Regions from separate parts of the Homo sapiens genome. Here region 2 is linked to region 1. A link is a loop called in an ENCODE intact Hi-C map of the cell type or tissue named here. Cell type or tissue: sigmoid colon. All regions are shown on one strand. Links, peaks and the distances in the headings refer to the core of each region. The heading gives the core; the rest is flanking DNA. Region 1 has its middle 170 kb from the start of HABP2. Region 2 has its middle 170 kb from the start of SNORA87.

What was found. Peaks named below come from ENCODE experiments on the same cell type or tissue, not always from the same donor. Only the 100,000 strongest peaks of a DNase experiment are listed, where the experiment ranks them.
Region 2: a loop joins it to region 1, with 2.2 times the contacts of the local background. A loop is called at or near these places in 11 of 110 quality-filtered maps.

Annotation. Positions count from the first base shown.
Region 1 is chr10:113,379,655-113,389,411 of GRCh38, forward strand. No RefSeq gene overlaps it. Among named protein-coding and RNA genes, the nearest start is that of HABP2, 170 kb to the right of the region's middle. RefSeq lists an enhancer at 1,799-2,998 and a silencer at 5,656-5,765. In sigmoid colon, for the core only: a CTCF peak has its summit at 5,712 (motif pointing left); a DNase peak (open chromatin) is centred at 5,627; H3K4me3 peaks cover 419 bases; H3K27ac peaks cover 1,683 bases.
Region 2 is chr10:113,210,675-113,220,431 of GRCh38, forward strand. No RefSeq gene overlaps it. Among named protein-coding and RNA genes, the nearest start is that of SNORA87, 170 kb to the left of the region's middle. In sigmoid colon, for the core only: no CTCF peak of the experiment used is centred there; no DNase peak of the experiment used is centred there.

The DNA.
Region 1 (9,757 bases), core at 985-8,984:
TCATGAGATGAGAAGGTAGTCTCAAAGTCCTGAGTTTTTCCCTCTTCCTTGAGGCTGAGTTATTGAAAACAATCCTTCTGCTCTGCCATCCACTTTTCCTCCGCCTCTCATCCCAAGCCCCAAGTCCCTCTGTATACAGATGAATGGATGAATGAATAGCTGAATGAATGAATTCCATATGAAGGATGCCAGGGTACCCAGTCTGGCTTTGTTTGCTCAGAGAGCGTTGGTTCTCAAGGGGTAAGAGTAGCTCTTGGTCCTTACCAGGTGCTTCCTAGATCTTCTGAGACAGAGCCATAAGATTCAGATGGTTCTAGAAGTGGAGCAAGTGTCAAAATGAAGCATGTTGGATTAAATTGAGTTGGTAAGAGCATAAGCCCTGGAGCCAGGGGGGCAAATCTTTTCTTTCACTCAGTAGCTGGGTATCCATGGGCAAGGTCCGACGTCTCTTCATTTGTAAGATGAAGAAGATAATGGTACCTACCCCACATGGGTGGTGTGAGCACTTCTTGAGATTATGTAAGTAAAGTGTTTGAAACAGGCCTGGCATGTGACGAGTACTTATTAGTGTCCACCATTAGAATCACAGTGTTAAGCTTTTGGAGGTCATGGACCACTTTGAGAAGGTAATCAAAGCTGAACCTCTCCCCCTAAAATAGATGTGCATATGTACACAAAGTTGAGAAATCAACTTTTGTGAACCTCTACTATGAAAGATCACCACAGAATTCACAATACTCTTGGGACTTTCTGGTGTATTCCAATTAATGGGATTCTCCTTTCTCTGAAATTCTTCACAGCAAACTGACAATGCCACACAAGATAGTCTCCAACTTTATTCTATCTCATGTTGCTCATGAATAGTTTATACTTACAGTTTGTGTGTTGGTCTTCACAATCAGACCATAAATTCCTTGGAGACCAGGACTGGATGTGATGCTTCACCATCCTTTATAGTAATGGGACAGTGTATGGGTCTATGGTTCTAGGTCAAGCTGGCTACATTAGTTTCACCTGGGGAAGATTTCTGGGTCTCACTGCTGGAAGTACCTGGGAATGTATTTCTTAAAGTTCCCTAGTTTGTGGTGTTCTCAGCCAGTTTGGAGAACCCTTTTTGTTGCAGCGAGTAATCACAAGGAAATTTCTAGTTGATTATGGAGACAATAGCATATCCCACTAGATACCAGGTGCTGTGTCTGGTGCTTTCCAAGTATAGATTCCTGAAAGCTTAACAGCCCATTGAAGTATGTAGACAGTATCATCCTAGTTTTAGCATATGAAGAAACTGAGGCACAGAGAGGTTGAGTAACTGGAAGTAACAGAGCTGATGGAGTTCAACTTCTCTGACTCCAGTGCTCATGCCCTGAAGCCACCCACGCTGCCTCCATACTGGCGGATTATGAGATAATGCATTGCCTGGTCAATAACTCTCCTATTCACTGGGGTGGTTGCATTGTGAAATACACCCCATGTCTTGGGATCCCTCGAAATCTTTGGTCATTAAGGGGTTTGAATTTCTCTGTTCAAAGATTTGCCTGACTGCAGGCCTTAAGGTACAATGTGAACAGAAAAGGTGAGAGCACTTGGGGGAAGGATCATGATCACAGAGTCAACCTCCTCTGACAGGTGAGCCAAGGAGACCACCCACAAATCCCTTTGCAGGGATCACTTTACTATTTTGCTATTTCGGTTGCTGTTAACTGACAATCAAGCAAAGGCTGCTCAGCCAATGCTTCGAACTGGCTGGGAGATAGTCAAATAGTCATTTTAAGCACGTTATTCTAGACCTCTCAGAGTCCCAAGAAACCTATCCTGATGCCATAAGAAAATATGTAGTCCTGTATACTTTGTCCCTCCCCTCCTCGTAGTGATAAATACACAACCTGCAGCAGTGAAAGTTGGAATGCTTCCCTCCACGTGGAGCTGCATCAGCTGCAGGTGGGGCTGGTGCCTGATCCCAAGCTGGCTTGTGTTAGCCTGTGGCCATGTCCTCGCCCATGACTATGAACCGTAGGGGAGTGGGGGGCTGGATCAGTCATTGGTCTTCAGTTCACCCCCTTTTCATTTTAACGTCTGTCTCAGACCATTTGAACACATGTTTAGGAAAAATTGCCTCTCCCTTTCCAAACTGATCCTGATGGATACTGATGTTTTTATGATTATTAATAAAATCTTCAAGACAGAATTTTATGGGCACACAGAGACTCTAAAAAGTCATTCTTTGACTTGAAAAATTGTATATGGTAAGGATGCTGGAGGAAATTTTTAATAAGAATGTTCAAGTGGAAAGTCAGGGTGCAAAAGACAGAATTGTAAGAATCTGCTGCGGTTCCTTTCACCATTGAATTTGCTTCCTGCAAAGGCCTTCACGGTATGTGTTTCCTCAAGATAGCACACCCCCAGGAAGTGTCTTCGATGTGAGTAATGGTTTCAGTTTCGGTGGGCAGCCAGAAGTCTCTTTGGGAAAATATGTCGTTAAATATTCTTTGGTTTGTTTTTTATGATCGGCTTTGCTTTCTGCCCCCTTCCTCTGTCCTTCCCTCCCTTACTTCAATTCTGTCAACATCCTCTTTGAAGTTTCATGGATCTGTTCACCGAAATTGGGTAAAATCAAAGAGACTTAAAAAGAAACCCCAATTCCTTTTTAACCTCCAAGTGAGAATGGGTTGAAAAATGAGACACACTCGAGGGGCATGATGAGTTAAACACTGATGTGTCTCATCCTCAGAGAACAGGAAGGGCAGATCACCCGACATCTGGTTAGAAGTCAGCTTCATAATTCATGCAGATATTGTGAAGAAAATTCCTCAGTGAAGCCTGGAAAAATTTAGCTTTGCTCAATGCAAGGGAATAAATCAGCATTGTTTCCGCGTGCAGCCCTTGTTTTAGAAAGCAAGGGTAGCTGTAAGCAATACTGAGTCCCACCTGTGAATGTCCTCTTTCTCTGCCACCCCTACCTCCTCCACCTTCTCCTTTCCTCCTAGTTTTGGGAGTCCTGTAAAATCCTGTATTTACACTGGGATACTGGAAAACTTGGTCATTACCAGCACATAATGACAGGTTGGTTAATTAATGGTGTGCATTCAAAAATGGGAGTAGGACAAACAAGACAGCTAATTTTGATAATGAACAGATTCGAAGCAACCAGATGACAGTGTTCTCTGTATATAGTTCCACACCAGCCATGTTTTTGTTTGGATTCTGTGTTAATTTTAGAAACTGTAAAACACAACATGCCAAATTGGTTGATTGAAATAGTGCTACTTCCCAGAGGCTAACAATCTGTTGTCTCTTGCAAGAGGCAAGAGGTTGCAGCATAAGTGCTTACTTGGTTATAGGCAAGAGCCTCCACGCAAACCGGGGAATTGAGACAGTTGTCCAGGAAATTCAGTGCCTCAGTTAACTGGCTGCTTTGAGTATTTTGATTCTGCTTGATGCCTGTCTGCGTATTCCTTCATTCATTTGTTTATGCTGCCATTCATTACATATTGGTTCAACTCTCTTTGCCAGTATAGACCCAGATTATATTTTGATCGGGAACATTGTCTTTTTAGTCAAAGTTACAAAGAGTATTTTCCCTAAAGACCAGTCAAGGAAGCTGGCCATTTCAAGTAATCTACAAATATTTATTCCTGAAGGAATACTAACTTTTTAGGGACCTTTTAAACCCAACAAAATCTAGTTGCTGGGTTTAAAATGAATAGAAGGAAGGACGGAAGGAAAGAGAGAAGGAAGGAAAGAAGGGAGATGGATTGGTTTGTGATTTTTAATTCAGACAAACTTTGAAGAAACACCCTTTCTTTAAATAATAAATACTGGCTGCTAATTTGTTGAATTTTAAATAATATGATAAAATGGTACTTAAGGAAGCTATACACAACAAAGATAAACATTTTTGCTCTCATGGGATCTCTATTTAAAAGTAGAAAAGATTGTTTTAACAGAGCGTCATATAATAGCAAATATGGTAGCTGGCTTATTAGAAAGTCATAAATGTTTATGTTTGACTCACATTTTGTAAAATGTTGTCACTGAGCGTGGTTATATATGGCAGTTTCTTGTAGTCCGTCTCACTAAAATTAACTGTTCACTAGTAAAAGGTTCACAATACTGGGTATAACTTAATGAGAATTAAAACAAGCTCCTCTTTTCAGCAGAGCTTTTGCTTGAGAGAAAAGTCCCCCCAGAATATCAGGGAGATACTTCAGATAAACATTCAGAATCACCTCCTGGCTAAGCATGTGAGCCAGGAAAAAAAGAAAAAAAAAAAAAAAAAAAAGAAAAAACTCAGTCAAGACCCCCATGGCAAGTGGAAAGGATTTGAAATAGCTCATAATTTGGGCTTTGAGCTATTCTGCAGGGTTGTTAGCTGTTTGGTATGATTCGTTTTATCCAAGAGCAGTTCCGGATTGTCAGGCATCCTCTCTTATTGCAAAGATAAATAAATAGAAATTCAGACATTCGGGGAGAATTTGACTTTTATTTCCTTCTTCCTCATTAGAGCCTATTTGGACCCTCACCCCCACCCCCACCCCCCTTTTAAGCCTTTCCGTTTCATGATAACTCTTTCAAGAAGAGAAACAAGCATAAAACAAACAACAGTTAGAAAGAAGCAACCACCTTGTTGGGGATTCCTGTGAATGTATTTAGAAATGAAACACTTCTTGCTTTTGCTTTAATAAGCATTTAGGAGGCTCTACTATCGGGCCATGAGTAATGAGAAAGAGGTATGGTTTTGATTTACTACTGTAGTTTAAATAGACTTAGAATCCAGTGAAATTGTTTTGTTCTAATTCTATCCATTTTTTTCTCAGTTCACCAACTTCTCAAAGAAAGACTTTCCCCAAGTAGCCGGCATTTTCCCAGTATGATAAGGCAAGCAGCGAGAAAGTTTTGTTGTTGTCTTTGTCTTGCTTTTCCCCACTTCAAGCCTCTGAGGCCCCATGGAAATCCTTGGAGTACACTTGGTTGAGTATGGACCATTCTAAATGAAATACAAATCAAAAGCATCCTTTCACTGGCCCCTTTAGGTTCTTAAGCAGAAGAATGTTCTGATCACTGAAGCCATTTCAAGACCTGAAATTAGAAAGTAATAAAAAATATCACACTCTCCCTGGTGGGTAGGACATATAATTGGTTCCCCAGCAGGACTTCAGCTCCAAGTGAGAAATGCGTAGCCTGTGGATCCTTGCTTTCAGAAGAACCACATGCAAACACTACCAAATAAGTAAAAAATAAGCAAAGGGAAACAGGAAAACCAGAGACAAATTCAGAAATAAATAGCCAAGGGCTAGAAAGAATAAAGAAAAAAAAAAAGCATTAACCCCAGATGTCTTTAAACACAAAAATTTGTGCACAAAACACCAGACGAGACGGTAAGTTTATGTGTTTAGATCAGCTTGGACAAACACCGCTGTTCAGGACTGCAGTTATTTTTTTGGATTCCATTCTGGCTGCAAGATGTTCTTGGGGAGAAAATGGACTGTGCTCACACAATCCTAACTGTTTGGGATTTGACTTAAAAAACTGGCCAGGGCCTTGATTTGCAGCTCACTCTTGGCCTAAGCCCGGCGTTCCAGCCGGTTGGGTTTTGTTGCTCGTGGAGTTTGGAAGCCGAACAGTTGGGGTGTGCTGCGATGGACAGGGCCACTGAGCACACAGAGCCTGGTGCTATGCTGCCACCTTCTGTCTAATGTGTCATAGCAAGAGGTGGCTGAGCTCTGGACTGCCTAGAAAACTCGGTGACTTTCTGCCTTTGAGAGTCAGGTCCTCTATAATCTGCACATTCCGGAGCAGCAGTGCCCTCTCTTCCTGTACACCTGTGGGTTCAAGGCCTTGGGGGCTGGCCCTTTGATAGCTTCTTCCAGAACCCACGCCAGTCTGTTTGTTTGCCTCTCTTCCTCATTCCCTCCCTCTCTCCCTGCCAGATCTTGAAGTTTCCGTAGGTAGAAGGGTCTGGAAAAACGAGGTTGAAGGCAAAGACAGGGCTTTTCGTTTTCAAACGTCAGCACACTCTTGTCTAAATTACTGCCAAAGACAAATGGGATGAAGTGGAGGAAAGGAAAAGTGAGATTGAATAGCAGGAAAAAAGCCCTGACAGCAAGATCTATTGCCCTGTGGAGAGGTGTCCCCAGGGGTGAGCTATTGGTTGAGATATTTAAAACTTGAGTGGACAAAACATTAGACCCTTCACCACAGGGAACAATTCTACAGCAGCCCCTGGGACCTGACCCTCGTGAGCGCAGAGGTCCTTCCCAACTCTAATTTTTTATGATTTCTCAATTGACTTCCCATTCTATAAAAAGTATTCTGTTGCTGCTCAGAAACCCAACTGCTTTGACATTCTGTTTGAGGTCGGGATGGTTTCAATCTACTTTCAGTTGTGTGCAGCATTGAAAATGCCCCTATACCTACTTTTTTTGAGCCAAAGAAATGTAAATTCATATAATTAAGCCTAGAAATATGTATTTGAGGAATGACATAGGGGACACTGCCCTTGACAACTGGCCAAGACATGACTCGCCAAGCACCCGGGGATTTGCTGTACAGCCTTTGACAAATGCTTACCCTTTCTGAGTCACCAGTTTTCATTGGGTTGTCTCACTGGTCAGGATGAGAATATCTGATGCCAGTTGGGAACATTTTGGAAGGACTGTGGTGGTGAAAGAAATAGCTTAGTTCTGCACCTGATTGCCAATCACTCCTTGTTGTGAGGATTGTACACTTCTCAGCTTGCAGGCCTGGATCAGGGGAGACAAAAGGAGGGAGAGAGGTGAGATGTCGGATGTGCGGTCATGGTCTTTGCTTGCAGGTTCTCCCTCCCTGGGGTGACTGGGTTCAGCCATCCAGCTGATTATTTTTAGGCTCTTGTTAATTGCCAGGCATGGAGCTAGGAGCTTGTGTGTCAGAGTGGAAGTGAACAAAAACAGTGGAGAACAAATGGAGTCCTCAGGGATACCTATCTCAGTGGCTTCGAACTGTTCTTAGGGTAAAGTTTAAAATCCCACATTCTGCAAAGCATCAGGTGATCTGGCCCTTCCTGCTTCTTTGATCTCTCCTTGGACCTTTCTCCAGCAGGCTGAGTTCCCTCAATTTTCCTTGGTGAGCTCTGTTTCTTCTCATCTCAGTGCCTGCCTGGGTGCTCAGCCCAGACACTCCTGGTCTTGCCACCCCTTTCACCTGGTCAGTGCTGCTTCTCATCTTTCAGTTCCCAGCTGTAAGGTCTCTTGCCCAGAGACGCCTTCCCAGACCTCTGGGCTGGGGTTCAGTTTCTCCAGCATGTGCCCCTCTGGGCCTTGTCTCATCTCTATCCAAGCACATGCCATTAAGGGTGAGTGCAGGACTGGAGGTTTACTATGGATCTCCTTGCCAGCCCATGCTCCGTGTGACAGGCAACTCGCTTGTCTTGTCTTTGCCTCGCAGGGCCTCCCACAGGGCCTTGTTCAAAGTATAGCTGTTGAGTGGATGAACAAATGAAAGGCTGAATGAATGAAGTGCTATAACATTGGTAGGCACTGTTGCAGAGGTTGAGATAAGGAATTGCACCCGGAAGGGCTTCCTGTAGGAAAAGTTAAGAGTTTCTCTGTTAAGAAAGGTCTGGGGGCAGTTTCTACTGGTTACCCTCCTCACCCCATCCCCACCAGCCTAGGAATGGGGTCAGTTTAAAATTTCTCATTGTAAAATAATACATAGCTGTAGTAAGAAATTCAAACATTACTGAAATGTATAAGCACTAAAAGTCACCATCCTTGCCCCTACAGACATCCTACCCTTTTGGGGATAACCATTACTTCCCTTCCTCCCTCCCAGATGTTTTCTTTATACCTTTTCCTCAGTTGTGGAATTATTTTAAAGTGTTTTATTCTGCCCCAAAAGGTGTATGACAATGTCCTAGAGGGCCTGACTCATTATTTTACTCAACTGGGGATTTGGGGAAAGTCTGGAAAAGTTTGCAGGCCAGAGTTTATTTCCTAGGAGCCAATTTCCCAGCCCTGGGACACAGGGGTTTTGGTCTGGAGAGACCTTTTTCAGTAAGTACAGTGACTATTGATTTCTGCCACAAAGAAGATTGATATGCCAGGAAATCTTAATAGTATGGAAAATATGAATAGTTTGAATGCATTTATGCTCAATAATTCTCAAGTTTAGGGATCGCTTTAATTACACACACACACACACACACACACACACACACACACACACACACACACACAAACCCTGGAGCACAGATGTTGGTCTTCTTTATGATGAGCAGGATAGGGTGAAAGGGGAAGAGTTAGTGATGAGAGCTGATGTTGGTGAGGGCCCTTCATCGGGCTAAGTGCTCTCTCTATATGTATCATTTTATTCAAGTTCCCTGACAACCTTGTGAACTGGGCCCTGCTATTGTCATTCCCAGTTTACAGATGAGGGAACTGAGAGTCAGAGAATTGAAGTATCTTACTCACGGTCAGCAAAACAAGTGAGGGTCGGAGCTAGGACTTCCACCCAGGCCAACTGGCATGAGAGCCTGCAGGCTTAACTACAAAGCAGTTTTGGCACCTGCCTAAGTTTAAGACTGCGGGATGGGATATGGAATCAGAAGACCTAGCTGTATTCCCTCTTAGCTATAGGAGCTAAAATATTCTCATTTCTCAGAATGTCAGTCTCAACCCTTATAAATGAGGATGATAATTGCCATCCCACAGGGTAATTGGAGCTACTAAATGGAAGTTTTTGGTCAACTCCAGCACACTGTTCCATTTTTATGAATGCCTCTTAGGTGGCCGGGAGTTCAAGACCAGCCTGGCCAACATGGTGAGAGCCCGTCTCTACTAAAAATACAAAAATTAGTCAGGCATGGTGGCACATGCCTGTAATCCCAGCTTCTTGGGAGGCTGAGGCATGAGAATTGCTTGGATGCTTGAACCCGGGAGGCAGAGGTTGCAGTGAGCCGAGATTATGCCACTGGACTCCAGCCTGGATGACAGCAAGACTCTGTCTCCAAAAAATAAATAAATAAATAAATAAATAAATAAATAAATAGAAAAGAAAGAAAGAATGCCTCTTAGCTAATTTCACAGTGGCACTTCTCAAGATGGCTAAGATTGGTAGGAACCCTTGAGTAGAACAATTCTAAACGACAGGAATCTCCCATGTCAAAAAAGGGGTGGCTGGAGAGTAATGGCTGTCCTTCTTTTTTTTTTTTTTTTTTTGAGACAGAGTCTTGCTCTGTCACCCAGGCTGGAGTGCAGTGGCACGATTTCGGCTCACTGCAAGCTCCTCCTCCTGGGTTCACACCATTCTCCTGCCTCAGCCTCCCGAGTAGCTGGGACTACAGGGGCCCGCCACCACACCTGACTAACTTTTTAAAATATTTTTAGTAGAGACGGGGTTTCACCGTGTTAGCCAGGATGGTCTCAATCTCCTGACCTCGTGATCCACCCACCTCGGCCTCCCAAAGTGCTGGGATTACAGGTGTGAGAGTAATGGCTGTCCTTCTAACCACACCGTCCACTCCCGGTCTCTTTCTCATTCCCGTCTCCAGCTGCATGGTCATTAGTGATGTAGCTTTGTGTCCATGGCAGTCTTTATGATGACTGCTTTCTTTTTTTACAATTATTTTATTGTCTTTGTGAAGCGATTCGTGCCTCCTGTGAACAGTCAAATAACACAGAAAAGTAAAAATAACCATATTTTAAAATACTCACCTCAGTGCTTTCAAGACACTTCATTTTTTGGTTCTTGGCATGTGGGTTATAGACTGTATTACTCAGAA
Region 2 (9,757 bases), core at 1,152-9,151, 170 kb before region 1:
TTTTTCCTGCTCAGTACAGCTAGAAAGATACTAATTTTGTTGAGCTTTTAAATGGTCAAATTTTGTTAATTTTGTCTATTGTTTCTCTGTTATTTTATTGTTTTCTGCCCACATATTTATTATTTTTCTTCCTTCTACTTACTTTGGATTTACTTTGATTTTTTTTTCCTAGCTTCTTAAAATAGAAATCAGGTCACTGATTTTAGACCTTTCCCTTCCTTCCTCCCTCCCTCCCTTCCTTCCTTCTTCCTTCCCTCCCTCCCTTCTTTCTCTTTTTCTCCTCTCCTCTCCTCTCCTCTCCCCTCCTCTCCCCTCCCCTCCCCTCCCCTCTCCCCTCCCCTCCCCTCTCCCCTCCCCTCCCCTCCCCTCTCCCATCCCCTCCTCTCTCTTCCTTCCTTCTTCCCTCCCTCCCTTCTTTCTCTTTTTCTCCTCTCCTCTCCCCTCCTCTCCCCTCCCCTCCCTTCTCCCCTCCCCTCCTCTCCTCTCCCCTCCCCTCCCCTCCCCTCCTCTCCTCTCCCCTCCCCTCCCCTCCTCTCATCTCCCCTCCCCTCCCCTCCCCTCCTCTCCTTTCCCCTCCTCTCCTCTTTTCTTTTTCTTATAGGATCTCACTCTGTCACCCAGGCTTGGGTACAGTGGCATAATTATAGTTCACTGTAGTCTCAAACTCTTAGGCTCAAGATAGCCTCCTGTCTTGGTCTCCTGAGTGGCTGGGACTGCAGTCATGTATCACCATGCCCAGCTAACTTATTATTTTATTATTATTATTATTTTTGTAGAGACTGAGTTTTGCTACATTGACCAGGTTGGTCTTGAACCTCTGGCTCAAGCAATTCTCTTGCCTTGGCCTCCCACAGCACTGGGATTACAGGCATGAGCCACCATGTCCAGGCTTTTTTTTTTTCTTTTTCTAAAATAAGCATGTAATGCCATAAATTTTCCTCTAAGCACTTGTCATAGGCTGAATAATGACTTCTCCAACTGTTTTCACATCCTAATCCCAGGAATTTGTGCATATCTTATATGGCAAAAGAAACTTTGAGCATGTAATTAAATTAAGGATTTTGAAATGAGGATATTATCCTGGATTATCAAGGTGGGCTTCATGTAATTACAATGATCCTTATAAGAAGGAAGCATGAAGAGTCAGAGCCAGAGTCAGAGCAGAATGAATTGTGATGAAGCAGAGACTGGAGTGATACACTTTGAAAATGGAGGAAGGGGCCACAAGCCGAGATATACAGGCTTCCACTGAAAGTGGAAAAAGGCAAGAGAATTGATTCTTTCTTCAGAGCTTCTTGAAGGAAGCAGTCCTGCTGACACCTTGACTTCAGTGCAGTGCAACTGATTTCAGAATTCTGATCTCTAGAACTGTAAAAGCACAAATTAGTGAGGGTGTGTGTTTTAAAAGCAACCCAGTGCTATGGTTTGAATGTGTTCCTCACAAAGCATGTGTTGGAAACTTAATCACCAATGCAACAGTGTCAGAAGGTGGGTCCTAATAAGAGGTGATTAGGCCACGGGAGAATTGCCATTAATGTGGATTAATGTTATTATGAGAGTGGGTTCATTATAAAAGGATTAATTTGGCCCCCTCTTGTTTCTCTCACACCCTCTCTTTGCCTTTCCACCATGGGATAATGCAGTAAGAAGGCCCTTGCAGATCCAGTCCCTCAATCTTGGACTTGCCAGCCTCCAGAACCGTGAGTCAATACATTTCTATTTATTATAAATTACTCAGTCCACGGTATTCTGTTATAGCAACACAAAATGGAACTAAGGTACTCAGTTTGTGGTAATTTGTTACAGTAGCAAAAGGAAACTAGTACAATACTGCTTTAGTGACAGCCCACATTTTTGCACATGTAAATTTATTATCAGTTCAAAATATTTTCTAATTTCCTTTTGTGTGTTTTGTTTTTTCTGATACCAGATGTGTGTATTTTCCCAGCAGCAATCAATTCTTCAATTCTCTGACACCAAATAAGTGTCCAAGAATACACTTTAATTCTATACTGACACTAACTATACTAACTAACCAGGGTTAGTCCAGACCTCACAGATCAAGGGCTCAGTTCTACAAGATTGCCCTCACTTCAGATGCTAGCCAAAAATGGGGTCCCCAAGCTGCCCACACTTCTCTTCATGAGAATTTGTAGTCACAGATTCAGTGGTTCCCATGACTCATGCCTCAGGTTTGATAATTTGCTAGAACTCACAGAATTTAGGAAAGTGCTTTATTATATTTACCAGTTTATGATAAAGAATAGAACTCAAGAGCAACTAAATGGAAGAAATGCATACAGCAAGGCACAGGATGGGGATGGGAGAAACATAGAACTTTGTTTCTAAACCTTATCATTTAGGGGTTTATATGGAAGCCTCTTACATAGACTCCATTGATTGAATCATTGGCCATAGGTAATTTAACTCAACTTCCAGCTCCTCTTCCCTCTCTGGAGGTTGGGGAATAGGGCTGAAAGTTCTAACTCTAATCATGTGGTTCATTTTTCTGTTGACCGGCTCTCATCTAGAAGCTGTCTAGGGCTCGCCCTCCATGATTCACCTCATTAGCTTACAAAAGACTGTAAATTCCAACTGTTACAGGAGCTCTGTGCCATGAACTGGGAACAATGACCAAATATCTACTTGTTTTATTATATCATATCTTTGATCCGTTAAGTTTTTAGAAGTATGTTATTTAATTTCTAAGTATTTTCGAATTTTACTGGATCTCTTTGGTTTTTGATTTCCAATTCTATTGTCATCAGACAGTACATTCTGTATGATTTCAATCCTTTAATTTTATTGAAACTTGTTTTAACTCCAGCATATGGTCTATTGTGGTGAACAGGTCATGTGCTCTTAAAAATGATGTGTGTTCTGCTGTTGCTGGGCATAGTGTTCTTTGAATGTCAATTAGGCTAATGTGGTTGACGCTGTTACTCAGAAATTTATGTCTCGTTACCTATCTAGTTTTTCTATCAATGATAAATAAAATGGCAGAGAGAAAGCTATGTTAAATCTCCAACCAGGATTGTAAATTTGACTGTGTAAATCTATTTTGCTTTATAGATTTTTGAAGCTCTGTTATCAGAAAAATCTATACTTATTGTTTTGTCTTCCTGATATGTTGCTGCTTTTCACATTGGGAAATCCCCTTTATCTGTGATAAATTTTGTGTTCTTGATGTCTATTTTATCTCATGATAACATAATAACTCTAGGCTTCTTATGCCTGATATTTGCATAATCCATCTTTTTCTATCTATTTTCTTTCAACTACCTGGGTCTTTAGATTTAAAGTGTGTCTCTTACTGACTGCATATAGTTGGGCCTTGCTTTGTTATTATTTTCATGATCTTGTCTTTTAATTAGAGTGTCTTTTAATTAGATCTTGTCTTTTAATTAGTCCATTTACATTTAATATAATTTATTATATGACTGAATTTTGTTTTACCATTTTTCTACTCGTTTACTCATCTGTTTTTTTGTTTCTCTGTTGCTCATTTCTGGCCTTCTTTTGGATTTATTGAATATTTTAAGAATTCCATGTTATTCTTATTATTATATATTTGAATTAGTTTTGTTTTAAGAGGTAGCTATAAGGATTACAACATATTTCCCTATCTTTTCCCAATTGCCTTTCAGATTGTACCACTTCACACAAAACTTAAGAATTTTGTAAATGCATAGGTCTGTTAAGCCTCCATGCGTTACATTATAGTTGTGGCCATAGTTCGGTTTGTTTGACCCCTCCAAATCTCATGTTGAAATTTGATCTCCAGTGTTGGAGATGGGTCCTAATGGGAGGATTTTGGGTCATGGGGGCAGATCCCTCATGAATGGTTCAGTGCCATCTCGTGGTAATGTGTGAGAGTTCTTGTTCTTTTAGTTCCCAAGAGAGATAGTTGTTTAAAACAGTCTGGCACCAACCTCTTTGCTCTCTTGCTTTCTCTCTTACCATGTGATGTCTATACACACCAGCCTCATCTTTCCCTTCTGCCATGAGCGGTAGCAGATTGGGGCTTTCATTAGAAGTAGATATTGGTGCCCCCCAACCCCCACAATGCTTCTTATCCAGTCTGCAGATCGATGGGCCAAATAAACCTCTTTTCTTTATAAATTACCGAGACTCAGGTATTTCTTATAGAAACAGAAACAGACTAAGACAGTTGTCATATGTATTACATTTACTTGTGTTATAACTTCCACAATACATGTTTTATTTTTTGCTTAAAACAGGTGCATATACTTTAAAGAAATTAAGAAAAATAGTTTTTCATGTTACCCAATATTTACTCCTTCTGACGCTCTTCATCCTTTCCTGAAGTTCCAAATTTCCCTTTACCCTCAGAATTTCCTTTAGCATTTCTCATAGCTCAACTGCTGGTAATGAGTTGTTTTAGTTTCTGTTTATCAGAAGATGTGTTTATTTTACCTTCATTCTTGAAAGGTATTTTTCTGGATATAGAATTCTGGTTGACAGTTGCCTCTTTTCTGTACTTTAAAGATATCTTCCCACTGTCTTTTGGCCTCCACATTTTCTGCTGTCTGGAGTAATCTGTATTATTTCTTTCTGTTTGATGTGTCACTGAAGTCAGGCTGCTTTCAATTTTTCTTTATCTTTGTTTCCCATTAGTTTGACTGTAAGGTGCCCTTGTGATTTTTCTTTGTATTTATTCCTCCTGAAATTTGCTGAGCTTGTAGGTGTAAACTTAACATTTATCACCACATTTGGAAAAAAACCTGGCCATTATTACTGCACATTTTTCTCCTGCCCCATTCTTTCTACCTGCTCCTTCTGAGAATTCAATCAAGTGATATTACGTATTTGACAGTGTCCTGCAGATCTCTGTATCTCTGTTCACTTAACGATCTTTTTGTTCTTCTGATTCCATCATTTTTTTGCTCTATTTTCAGGGCAACTGACTATTCCTTTTGTCATATTCAATCTGATGTTAATCCCATTTTAAGAAACTAGTTTTTTTTAGTTATACTATTTCTCCTTGATTCTTTTTTTTATAGTTCTATTCCTCAGCTGAGATTTCTTGCTTTTGTTTATTCATATGAGGATATTTTCCATTATGCTTTTGGGCATAGTTACAAAAGCTGCTTTAAAGTCCTTGTTTGATAATTTTTATATTGGGTTCATCTTGCAAAGGCCTTTCTTGATTGCCTTTTCTTTTGGATATGAACTCCATTTTCCTGTTTCTTCACATGTCTAGCAATTTTGTGTGTGTCCTGGACATTTTAAACGATACATTTTAAAGACTTTGAATGTTGTTATAACCTTCTGAAGTACATGGACATTTTTTGCTTTAGCAGACCTTTAACTTGATTAACTCTAACTTCAAACTCTAGGTCCCCTGTGGTTGTTGGCTTAGCTGGACTTCTTGGAGTCTTCCTCATGCTACCATAATTCAAGTTAGTCAGCATAGCTTATTTATAGACTTGAGGCTCCTCTTCTCTGGCTGTTTTATTTCTCAGATTTTTCTTCTCATTCTTTAGCTTCTGTGGACAAATTCTGTCCCGTGGATCTTCGAGCTAGTGAAACTAGGGGTTTCAATCCAAGTTTCAGTTGCTCTACCTCTCACTGCCTTCAGGTGGAGAGCTATAACAATGGAAAACTCACCCATTGTTGCTTCTTTTTTCCAGGTGTTGATTCTCTTTCAGTTTCTGCCCGCTTTTGGTTCCTCTCCACTTCCTTCAGAAAATTGTTTTATATATTTTGTTGGGCTTACATGTGGTATCTGAAGGAGTTTATACCAATGTGAACTACTCATTACCAGAGACCCTCCCCATATACTTTTCACACACATAATTTATCCTTTTCTCTGTTAATGTCTAGTTAGTACACACACAGAAACACACACACACACACACACACACACACACACACACACACAATCTTAGCTTGCTTTTATTAATTGATTTTATATATATTTTATTAATCTTATATTTTATATTAATCTTATCTTTTATTAATCTTATGTATGTATCTTTTGTTCATCTTAGCTTGCTTTTATTAATTGCTTATATATAAAATCTTAGCTTGCTTTTATTAATTAACCGTAGCTTGCTTTTATTGTCCTGCCTCCCCATCCCATCATGTTTTCATGTTGGCATGATTTGAGATTTTTCCAAATATGATTAATTTTTATACATTTCATTATGCACAATAGTTATTTGTATTTAACCATATATTAAACAACACCATGTTTTGAATTCCTCATATACTCCTTGCTTATTTATTTATTTTTTTTTTGAGATGGGGTATCGCTCTGTTCCCAGGCTGGAGAGCAGTGGTGCAATCATGGCTGCTTACTGCAGCCTCAAACTCCTGGGCTCAAGTGATCCTCCTGCCTCAGCCTCCTGAGTAACTGGGACTACAGGCACGTGCCGCCATACCTGGCTAATGTTATTTTTATTTTTTATCTTTTAGAGACAGAGTCTTGCTATGTTGCCCAGGCTATTCTTGAAATCCTGGTCTCAAGCAATCCTCCTGCCTCAGCCTCCTGAGTAGCTGTGATTACAGGTGTGAGCCACCATGCCTGGCTCCTTGCTCATGTTGCTTTTGTTTCTGCTGAAATGATTATTTCAGAGACTAAGAGAATATAAATGTGATAACGTTTATGACTTTCTAAATGTCAGACAAAATATTTATTTTGTCCTCCCAGGTGAATGTAATTTGAGTAGATATGAGACTGTAGGTAAAAAATTATTTTCTCTCAGAAATGTAAGATATTGCTTTGTTTTTTCTATCAGTATGTTATTTTCAAGTCTGATTCCATTTTTTCTTGTTTTTTGGTAGATAATTTTTTTTCATACCTGAAAGCTTCTAGGATTTTTCATTCTATCCTCAGTTTTATGAAGTTTTGTATGATGTGTTTAGTTTAAAGTCATCTTATTTTTCTACAAACTTAGTGGGTCCTATCAATATGCAAGATCAGCTCTACAAATTTTATTTCTATTAAAATACAATTTATTTTGTATTGTGCATAATGAATATTAAAATACAATTTATTTTCACTGCTGTCCTTTCATTCTTTCCATCTAAAAATTCTATTAGATAAAATCTGGAACAACAATCCTACTAGATGAAATCAGCAAAAGCAGCAACCTGTTTTCTGTCCTATTTTGAGCTCATAATCATTTTACACTGGATTCTGCACAAATATCTCCTCTCAGTTTTCTAAGTGATTAACTTGCTCTTCATCTCTTTCACATTGTTTTTTGGTCTACATATTAATTATTTTTGTGGCCAAAATTTTGATTCCCAATATTTCTATTTTTTTTTTTTTTTGCAAATTTTAATTATACAAATTCTAAAATGTTTTTCTTTTGCCTTAGTTTTAGTTCTTGTGTTTGAGATTGGCACCTCTCAAACATCTGACAATCCTTAACTGTCTCTTTTCCTTTATATTCAAGACTCTATGTGCACCTGCCTATTCTTTTAAAATGTGACTTGGGCATGGGATTTGGGAGACAGCACTCTGCTAATGCCTTATCTCAGCATTGAAATAAAGAAGCTGTGTTGTAAACTTGAATTATGTCTTTGACATAAAACTTAAAAGACCTTGAAAGTAGACATGTGAAATACTACGGTACAAATGGATTCTAGAAAGTATGTGTCTTTGAAAATATCTGAAAACATTGTCTTATACTCATGTTGGGAAAACGGCACGGAAATGAAGTTCCCTGAAACTGGGATAGTCAAAGACCAGGATGGACTTTCAGGAAGAAAAGCTCTGGCACTTGGCCAATGGCCTTTCTTATTTAGGATACTCTCATATCCAATTTGTATATGACATTGAATTCCCCAACCCAGGAATGTAGCAGGCTTCATTGGCATAATTGAGCAGAGCTGAGCATAGTTAACGGGGATCTGAGGATGCAATCGTCTCCACTTTCTGCCCTGGCATTATCCTTGTCTCTCAAGACCTAAGAGACAATGGGAATGAAATGGATGTTATGGCTGAGCATTGCAAATTGTGGTCCTATCTGAACGGCATTATTTCTGTTGGCCCAGTTTCTCAGAGCATACTGCTGGGCCTACTTTCTGTGCTCACTTATTCTGCTGGGACTGCAGACCCTTAAGAGTACAAAAAGAACATAGGCAGTATTAGGAGCGTGAAAAGCCATTCACCACATTGATGCTTCTCTCTTGTAATACAGTGTTTCCCCCAGGATAGCATCTAATTGCTATTTGAACGAACCCACTGTCTTTACCTCACCAGCCTTGCCCAGTAGGCCATTGCAAACATTTATTATTCTTTGAGTGGCAAAGCTCTTTCCATCTGTCTCTTCTGAATTTTTTTTTTTTGAACTTCTACTTCTGCCTCCACTCCTGTCATTGACGTAATATCAAAAGTAGCAGCAACATGCAATTGATATTATCTACTCTGCTAAAGAGCTTGTGTACCTCACTAACATCTCCTTCAATGTCTTTTTTGAAGTTAGAGAGATGGAGGATTTTTTTCTTAACTTTTAAGGAACTTGTACAATTTTCTCAGGAAATCAGCATGAGAGAAAATATTTGCTAACATCTGACTTCCCTTCAATGAAACCCACCTACTCTGGAAAAACTGCCGGAATAACACATTTCCAGAAGGTTCTTTTTGGAGACAAAATGATTGTCTTATTTCCTTGACTATTTCTTAATGCACTCAGAGGAAAGGAAGAACAATGTCAAGAATGTATTTTGATGATTCAAAGAAAGAGCCGAGGCAAGAGCAAGGGCGTCTTGAGAAATAATATTTCCACCTTATCAAGCTAGTTACCATTATACGGCATAACCGTGATAGGCCAGGCTCTGTACTACAGCATCGAAGAACCTCATAATAATCCTACAAAGTAGGTCTTATTGTCATCATTTTGTTTTTATAGCTGAGGAATCTAAGGCCACACAGGTAGACAGAGGTAATAACAACGATGGTGGCTACCGCATACCGGGCATTCACAACATGCCTCACATCTGCTTAGCTCTGTTTGTGGGGATTTTACTGAATCCTTACGACTAGTCATGTGGTGGTAGCCAATGTTACCCAGAGCTTTCTGACTCTGATACCCTATGTTTACCATTTTCCCATGATTGCATTGACAATGATTAAGTCCTTGTGCATGAGCTTTCTTCATTGCCTCATTCCCACAGACTCCCTCCATCTTTCTCACACTCCAGTGCACTGAGGGGCTGAGTGCACTGAAATGAAAGGCCCTGTCATTTCAGAGGGCCTTGCTGTCCATTGCCTCACTAAGTCAGAGGGGTTGCTCAAATATCAATCCCTAGCTCTTGGTTTTTTATGATTGATTGATTGATTTGAGATGGAGTTTGCTCAAATATCAATCCCTAGCTCTTGGTTTTTTATGACTGACTGATTGATTGATTGATTGATTGATTTGAGATGGAGTCACCGAGGCTGGAGTGGAGTGGCATGATTTCAGCTCATTGTAACCTCCACCTCCCAGGTTCAAGGGATTCTCCTGCCTCAGCCTCCTAAGTAGCTAGGATTACAGGCATCTACTACCACGACCAGTTAATTACTGTATTTTTAGTAGAGACGGGGTTTCACCATATTGGCCAGGCTGGTCTCGAAATCCTGATCTCAGGTGATCCGCCCACCTTGGCCTCCCAATGTGTTGGGATTATAGGCGTGAGCCACCGCGCTCGGCCAGCTCTTGGTTTTCTAAAATCCCCCAATGTCCATCATGGTGGCTACCTCCTTCTCTCAGGGCAGGACACATGATCCTTGCTGGCCAAT